Linked DNA regions of Homo sapiens: region 2 is linked to region 1. The links are chromatin contacts, found by Hi-C in ENCODE. All regions are on one chromosome and are shown on one strand. Each heading gives the region's core, a stretch centred on a gene start or an enhancer-like site at or near the end of the contact. The rest is flanking DNA. Distances are from core to core; before and after follow the strand shown.

What was found. Hi-C counts contacts between places; a loop is a spot of excess contacts on that map. Pooled maps may share reads with other maps.
Region 2: a loop to region 1 is called in a pooled map, with 6 times the contacts of the local background. The contact joins the promoter of RASGRP1 here to the promoter of KLF13 in region 1. A Hi-C loop is called at or near these places in 3 of 50 pooled maps.

What each region holds. Positions count from the first base shown.
Region 1 is chr15:31,325,075-31,328,890 of GRCh38, forward strand. KLF13 (KLF transcription factor 13) reads left to right here and starts at 1,761. Exons shown (of 2, transcript NM_015995.4): 1 at 1,761-2,715. The coding sequence starts at 2,139. RefSeq lists a promoter at 886-1,942 and an enhancer at 970-1,483.
Region 2 is chr15:38,562,738-38,566,553 of GRCh38, forward strand. It overlaps RASGRP1 (RAS guanyl releasing protein 1), which reads right to left and starts at 2,077. Exons shown (of 17, transcript NM_005739.4): 1 at 1,857-2,077. The coding sequence starts at 1,891. RefSeq lists silencers at 1,374-1,573, 1,584-1,803, 1,834-2,073, 2,234-2,283 and enhancers at 2,141-2,652, 2,494-2,683.

The DNA.
Region 1 (3,816 bases), core at 511-3,010:
GGTGGGAATAGAGGAACATTCCGAATCATTACTTGGTCAGGACACACGTCTCTTATTAAATGTCATCAACACAATCTGCCTGGAAGAAACACGATTACTTTCTACCAAGCACAGACCCTCCTAAAGGGACCAGACCCAGTCCAGCACCTTTAGTCTCCCCAGAGGGTAGCAACTCAATCAGCGAGACCGCATTTCAGGGTTTTAGTTACAGATACTGAGGGTGCTCAAACATCCATGCAGTTTGCTGTTCACCGTAACACGCAACCCAGAATGGCCGTTTCGGTCCCTCGTCGGTTACCTGAAAACCAGTCTTACTGAGCTCCAACCCCAAATTAATTTGGTGAGAACTCGAACTCGGCTATTAACCTTAATTCTGAGAGAAGAATGACACCCCCCTCCCACTGCGAGGGTCCACTGAGGGTGAGTGCCCGGGCTCCTTCATTCTCCAGGCTCCTCTCAGAACACAGCAAGGGTGGCTGACTCCTTCGAACGTCCATTAAGCACAATGCAACGGGGCGAGGCAGTAGGGGGTTTGCTGAGCCCGGTTCCGCGGCGGTGGGAAGTTATTCACCGGCGTCTCCGAGGACGGCCCAGGCCTGGAGAATGGCTGGGGCCGCGGGCTGGGGTAGGGGTTACCGTGAGAGTCAAGGGCAAGGTGGCCCAGCCCGGGCTGGGAGGCGCGGGCTGGGCGCAGCCGAGCATTTCCTCCGGGAGGCCCAGACAGCGGGCGGGTGGGGCGCGGTGGGCGGGGTCCTCGCAGCTGGTGGCGTTTGAAGCCCCCCCGACCGCGGTGGGAGAGGGGCAGCCTAGAAGAGTTGGCAGCGGGCCTGCGGCGGGATGGGGAGGAAGGGGCCCCGCGTTCCCTCAGCAGCGGCGCCGGCCGCCCTGGCACGTAGTTCGCTTCTGGAGGCACAGGCCGCGGTGGGCGCGCCACCCGGGCTGCCAGGCTCACCGCCAGCCGAGGCCAGTCCTGCTCGGGCTGACCCGAGCTGAAGGGCAGCGCGGCCGCACCCCGGACCCCAGGAACGAGCCCGAGTCTGTCCCTCCCGCGGGAGCTGCCCCGCCCGGACTCCCGGAGCTCTGCAAGGCAGGGGCGTGGGGAGGGCGAGCGGCCTGAGGCTCTAGGCGCGGCCACCCGGCAAGCCGGCGGCGGAGGGCGCGGCGCGAGTGCGTTCCGCCCCTAGGCAGCCCCGCGCCCGGCCGGGCAGACACGCCTCCCCGCCGGCGCCCATCGCGGGAGGAACAAATGGCGCCCTCCAGAAACCGCTCCCCTCCATGCCGGGGGCCAAGGCTGTCACCACATAAAAGCTCCGGCAGAGAAGTGCTCGCTGTGTCCCCGCCGCGGGGGGTACAAGCAGCCGCTCCGCGCCGCGACTACCCGGCCCGCCGCCCCCGGACGTCATGCGTCAGCGCGCCCCGCTCCAGTTTCCGCCCCTCCTCCCACCGGCCCAGGGGACACGCCCACTGGCGCGCGCAGGGCCCGGGACCGGGCACGCCCCTCTAACGGCTCGGATTGGCCTGGCCGTGCACTCACGGACCAATGGCGTCTGTCCCGGCCCTCGGTCACGCCCCCTTGCCCAGGCGCGGGCACGCGACCGCTCCGTTCCGCCGGTGCGCGCTCTGGGGTCCCCGCCCCCTCCGCGCGCGCAGCTCCCCGCAGCCGCCGCCGCCTGTAACCTGCGCCGCCAGGATGTGGCTGGGGGCTGACGTCGGGTCCAGATGTGGCCCCGGCCCCGCCCACCCCCGGGGCCGGGCCGCCCACACGGAGCCGCGGCGCGCACGGCAGCTGTCCCGCCTGCCACAATGCGCGGCGAAGCTGCGGCCGCGACTTGGCGAGGTGGTCCCTAACGTTGCCGCTCGGCATCCTTAGAACCGGCCGCCCCTGACGCCGCGCGGGGACCCCAGTCGCCCGCGCGCCCCATGCGCTCACTCTTCGGTGCCCGGCCGGGCCGGCGCCTCGCAGACGCGGAGCCGCGCGGGTGACGGCACAGGCGGCTGCGCGCCCAGCCCAGCCCAGCCCAGCCCGAGGAGAGGGCGCGCCGCGCCCCCGCCCCCCGCCCGCTCTCCCGAGGCCGTGGGTGCGGATGCGCGGCTGACGACTCGCAGCAAGAGCACCGCCGCCGGCCCCAGCCCGCAGCATGGCAGCCGCCGCCTATGTGGACCACTTCGCCGCCGAGTGCCTCGTGTCCATGTCGAGCCGCGCGGTCGTGCACGGGCCGCGGGAGGGGCCGGAGTCCCGGCCCGAGGGCGCGGCCGTGGCCGCCACCCCCACGCTGCCCCGCGTCGAGGAGCGCCGCGACGGTAAGGACAGCGCCTCGCTCTTCGTGGTGGCGCGGATCCTAGCGGACCTCAACCAGCAAGCGCCGGCGCCCGCCCCGGCGGAGCGCAGGGAGGGCGCCGCGGCCCGGAAGGCGAGGACCCCCTGCCGCCTGCCGCCGCCCGCCCCCGAGCCCACCTCCCCCGGCGCCGAAGGCGCGGCGGCCGCGCCCCCCAGCCCGGCGTGGAGCGAGCCGGAGCCCGAGGCGGGGCTGGAGCCCGAGCGGGAGCCGGGGCCCGCGGGGAGCGGCGAGCCCGGCCTCAGACAAAGGGTCCGGCGGGGCCGAAGTCGCGCCGACCTCGAGTCCCCGCAGAGGAAGCACAAGTGCCACTACGCGGGCTGCGAGAAAGTTTACGGGAAATCTTCGCACCTCAAGGCGCACCTGAGAACTCACACAGGTCAGTGGGGCGGCGCGGGCGCCCGGATCGCGCGGACGGGGTCGGCGCGAGCTGCCCGACCACGCCCCCGGAGTCCCCGATGGGGCGCGAGGTGGGGGCCGGGCGGGCCGGAACGCCCGGGGCCTCGCCCCTTCCCCTGCCGCTCCGACCCGCGGCTGGCCCCGCGCGTCGCGCGAGGCGGGTCTTGGCTCTCGGAGCCGGCGCCCGCCAGGCGACCGCGCCCCCGCCGGGCACGCCCCCTCCCCGGGCGCGCTCGGGTGGGGCCGCGGGGGCGGATATAGTCATCTGGGCTGGGGGCGGGGACCCCTCCCGGCCGGGAGGCGGCGCGGGCAGGTGCGGGCGGCCTGGGTGTGGACCGCAGGCGGCACTCGTGACGGTGGGGCGCCCGGAGCGGGGGCAGGGGACGCTCTCCGGGGTCCCTCCTCGTTTCCTCCCCCGCTGCCCGGGCGCGCGCTCAGGAGGGGAGGGGCCGGCCCCGGCGCGCGGCGGGCGAAGTTCACGCAGGGACAAGGTTTCCTTCGCCACTCGGCACATTCTTCGCTCTCTTCTTCCTGTAATTTTTCCAGCGCTCTAAGGTTTAATTTGTCGTAACCAAAGTCAGCGGCGGCGCTTGGCGATGCGGGGGGCGGTCCCGGGTCCCGCTCCCCGCCTGCGGCTCTTTGTGGGAGCCCCCGCCCATCCGGCCCGGCGGGGGCGCGCCCGGCCCTAGGCTCCTCGGCCTCGAGGCTCTCTCCGGAAAGGAATGCCCTGGCCGCTGCCCATCCTCCGTGCTGCCCTCTCGCCTGCCCACCTCTCACCTGCCCTGGGCCGGTGCGGGGCGGGCGGCACCTGCACCAGGGCGGGCGCTGAGCCTCCAGCCTGGGGATCACCGCCCGCCCCCGCCAGCCCAGCGGCAACAGTTCCCACGCGCGGCCCGATACTTTGTAGTTGATTCATCTGTGGCGGTTCCCTCCCCCCTTTTTGTTTCGTTTTTAACATAAAGATGAAAATATTTTAATGGACGGCAATCCTTCCCCATTTTGGTGTAAAGAATTGTATGCTTCCTCTGAGCTCACGTGAGTTCTTCTGTGACACTCACCTCTTCTACCTTGGGGGCAGGCT
Region 2 (3,816 bases), core at 827-3,326, 7.2 Mb after region 1:
GGCTACAGATCCAAGGAAAATTCCATTTTCTTTCTTGGTTGGTGACACTGACCATTCAAGACTCCTAATCCTGCCCTGTTTTCTAATTCTGGTAAAGTTTCCTAGTGTCACCAGTAAGAGAAACCGCTTTGTTTCATAAGTGGATTCTTGAAGGTTGATGCTTTTACCAGAACTAGAAGGGATCAGGGTAAAGTATAGGGTAGTAAAAGGGAAGAAAGGGTGACAAAAGCAATCTGGGAAGTATGGAGCCCAGAGAGACTCAGAGGACTAGGCCATGAGAGAACAGGGAGAAGAGAAAGTACTAAAAGCCAAAGTGCAGCCTCAGAGTTCTAAGAAGATGGGGATTATCTGCACCATAGACTAGGAAACCTGGCTTTCTTGCTGTACAGTCTCTTAACTGGTTGCCTTGTGAAAAATCCTCAAATCGTTCTGCCTTTTCTGGTGAAATGGGAGTAGACAAGGATTTATAAAATGCTCTATTATAGGCAGGTCGAAGGTGTTTTAACAATCCATAGAATGAATGGCCTCTGAGTCTGTAAAGGCATATTTTTTAAAAAAATACAGTAGCCAAATGTTTTCCTGTAAATGAAAAAACCAAAACCCCGAGAGAAACAAATTAACTTGAAGGTGTTTTCCAAGCCTAAAAGTAACCAAAGCCCCATAGGTTTGCTGAAGGAGACCGTCAAAACTCTAAACTGGTTTAGGTGAAATCCTCTCCAGGCATAGGTATCTCAGTGGAGGTCAGTTTCAGGCTGAGCTTTTTATGAAATCCGCCTAGAAAAGTAAGAGATGAAATGGAGCAAGGGAACTGGAACTTCCACAACTTTCTTTGCAGTGGAAGGTGACTCTCTTGACTTCTAGTATGGATTCCTTCCAGTCCCGTCCTCTTCCCCTTACAATACTCAATTTAATGTACTGAACTCCTCCTTCTGAATCTAGTGCAAAGTACAGTGGTGGACCCTCAGGGGATACCTGGATGGGGAGAGGCAGGGCGTGCATACAGGGCCAAGAATCCTTCGTTCCTGGGATTATAAGCACGGGAAGTCCAGCATCGCAAGCTTCCTGCCGCTACTGGGTATGGTGGTGCAAGGCACAGTCCCATCAGTGTCGATGTGAATGGAGTTGTGAAGTGCACAACTTGTCCAGCCCCTACGCCGAGGCCAGGCCTTTGTTCATGCAGTTGCCTAGTTCTGGTCCTTTGGCTACAAACTCAAAGCTGCCTGGCCAAGAGCCCTTTCACTCACTGTCCCTCTTTCTTCAACTTCTGTTATCCAAGACCCTCTATAGAATCATAGTGAGGGGGAGAGGAGTGCAGCTTCCCATACGGAAGGCGATATGTTTCCCTGACCCACGGATCTGGAAACTTCCGTGGGGCAGGGGCAACCGAGGGGTGCCACCTCTGCGGGCTCCCTGCAAGCTCCTCGGCCGTTCTGGGCAGGGCCGGGAGGGGCCACCAGGTGGCGCAGCCGGAGCCCAGCGCCCCAGCAGGTGCGGGCAGCGCGGAAAGTCCGCGAGTGGGAGTCCCGATGCCGGGCGTGGAGATGTGGGGGAGGAAGTCGGCGGGCGGGCGCCGGCTCCGCGAAGAGCTTCGGCCCTAGCAGATCTCACCGGACGAGCTCTGGCCTCGCGGCCGCCCCTCTACCACCCCTCAGCCCCAGCTCCCTCCCCGAAACCCCGGGCGCAGCGCGCCGGGCGTTCTGGACACGTCCGCCCGTCGCGCTGGTGTCCCGGGACTCCGGCCGACCCCGGCCCCCCTCCGCCCTCAACTTCCCTCGGGGTGTTGGGGCGACGGGCAGGGGCCTCTTTCCCAAGAAAGGACACAGGCGCTCCCGAGGGCCACGGCCGCCTCTACTCACCGCGGAGCCTCTCTCGCCTTGCCCAGGGTGCCCATGGCCGCGGCCCGCGCTCCCGGTGCCGGCTCACCTAGCGCGGCCGGGCGCGGCGCATCGCCCCCGCCACCACCGCCGCCGCCTGCCGGCTCTCTCCCCCCCGGGCCTCGTAGCCCCGGCGCCCGCCAGCCCTCGAGCCCGGCGAGCCCGACCGAGGTGCACCGCAGGCACAAACTTTGTGCGAGCGCGCCCCCTCTGCCTCGCGCGCGCGCTCACACCCGCCTGGCAACCACCTGACACGCTGATGCTGGCGGCTGCAGGAAACGTGCGGCGCCCCGCCGCTCTTCCCCGAAACCTGCCCCCTTTCCGCGGGTGCCCCGGCCTGCGCCTCGCGCGGTTCTCTCACCCCTGCCCGCCTTCGACCTCTCTTGGCCAAAGGGTTAAGTCTCAGGGGAGTTGGAGAGGAGCGGGCTCCCGGCTACCACGCCCGCGCCTTGCAGGGCACCTGTGCCCGTCGACCTCCACCTCAGCTCGGGAAACGGGCTGCGCCTAGCGGCTCCCATGGGACCCCCTTTCCCGCAGCCGACCCGCAGCTTCCACGCCTCTTCCTGCGGCCGCTGCTCGGAGCACTGCAGTGAGGACGCCTTCTCCCCTCCAGGGCCTCTCCTGTATATATCAGAGCGCGGAGTCCGGCAGGGGAAAGGAACGGAAAGACAGTTGTGAAGTTGCCTTAACCTGTGCCCTGGGGTCTCTAGGTAGCCGTCTGCAGGACTGGGCCGTAGACATGTGCCCTGTGCCCTGCGCCCTGCACCTTGGACGAGGGCTGCCTGTGTGGAGGTGCGCTCCACAGGCGTGATCCATATCTGGCCCAGACGCGGCCGCCTGGCGTCGGTGGGTGTAGGAGATGTGGGGACAACTTTCATACAACGTCAGTGCGCACAGAAGACCTGGCCAAGAGGGGCGGCCCATCCGCTGCTTGTCCAGGTGATAGTGCTGATAATCTCAATAGCTAATGATTGAGTGCGGTTGTGCTAAGTGCTTTCTATACATTACCTCATTTAATCCACTCTCCCTGATACAAAGAGATCACTGTTGTAAAGATGAGAAAATGAAGGTTTAGAGAATGCTATGCCTTAGATCATACAACTAATAAACAGCAGAGAGACCTCTGACTTGGACTGAGGTCTGTCTGACTCCCTGTAATCACTGCTGGACTGCCCTAATAACACACTCATTATCACGGCCACAGACCATAACTCTAGCCACAGTCATAGTTGTCTTCCTGGCCATAGTGTTCTGGACTTTAAAGCCTTCCTCTGTTTCATTTATATATTTCCTTATATTTATATGCTACCTTGTCCTTAAAACAGAATTCGAGATAGCTTACAAGAGCACATAACCTACAAAAAGAAGTGTGTGAAATGAAAAATGAGGCACACAAGATGGAGCCAAAAATGAACATCATTTGAAATAAATGCATCTCATAGAGTCAAATACCCTTGCTACAGGTGGGACCAAAATTTGTCTCCTGCATTTCTAGCAGTCAAGTTTAAAGAGAGGCCTTGTCTAAAGTTCAATTCCTATCACATGCAAGACCAAAAACAAAATTGCTCAAGAGAAGATCCCCCTTTCTTGATACTGAGACCAGCAAGAAATTTCTCCAGAGAATCCTCATGAACACTGGGTGATATAAAGAACCAAGTCCTCAGTCACAGCCACAGATGCAGAAGGGGCAGGTGAATGTCAGGAGAATATTAAATGATGACACTCTTTCTCACTCACTGGGTCTAAGGCTCAAACATTTTTAGAGTTATCTATTATACACCCTTCCTCATGTAAGCCCTACAACCTAAACAACCAAGTTGGCGGATGTCTGAGGATGGTAAAGATTTGTATCTATATATGAATCTATCTGACTATCTCCCAACAGTCCTAAGTTTGCAGTCTTAGACTTTGTTCACAGAGATCTTCTCTTATTACCAGGTGA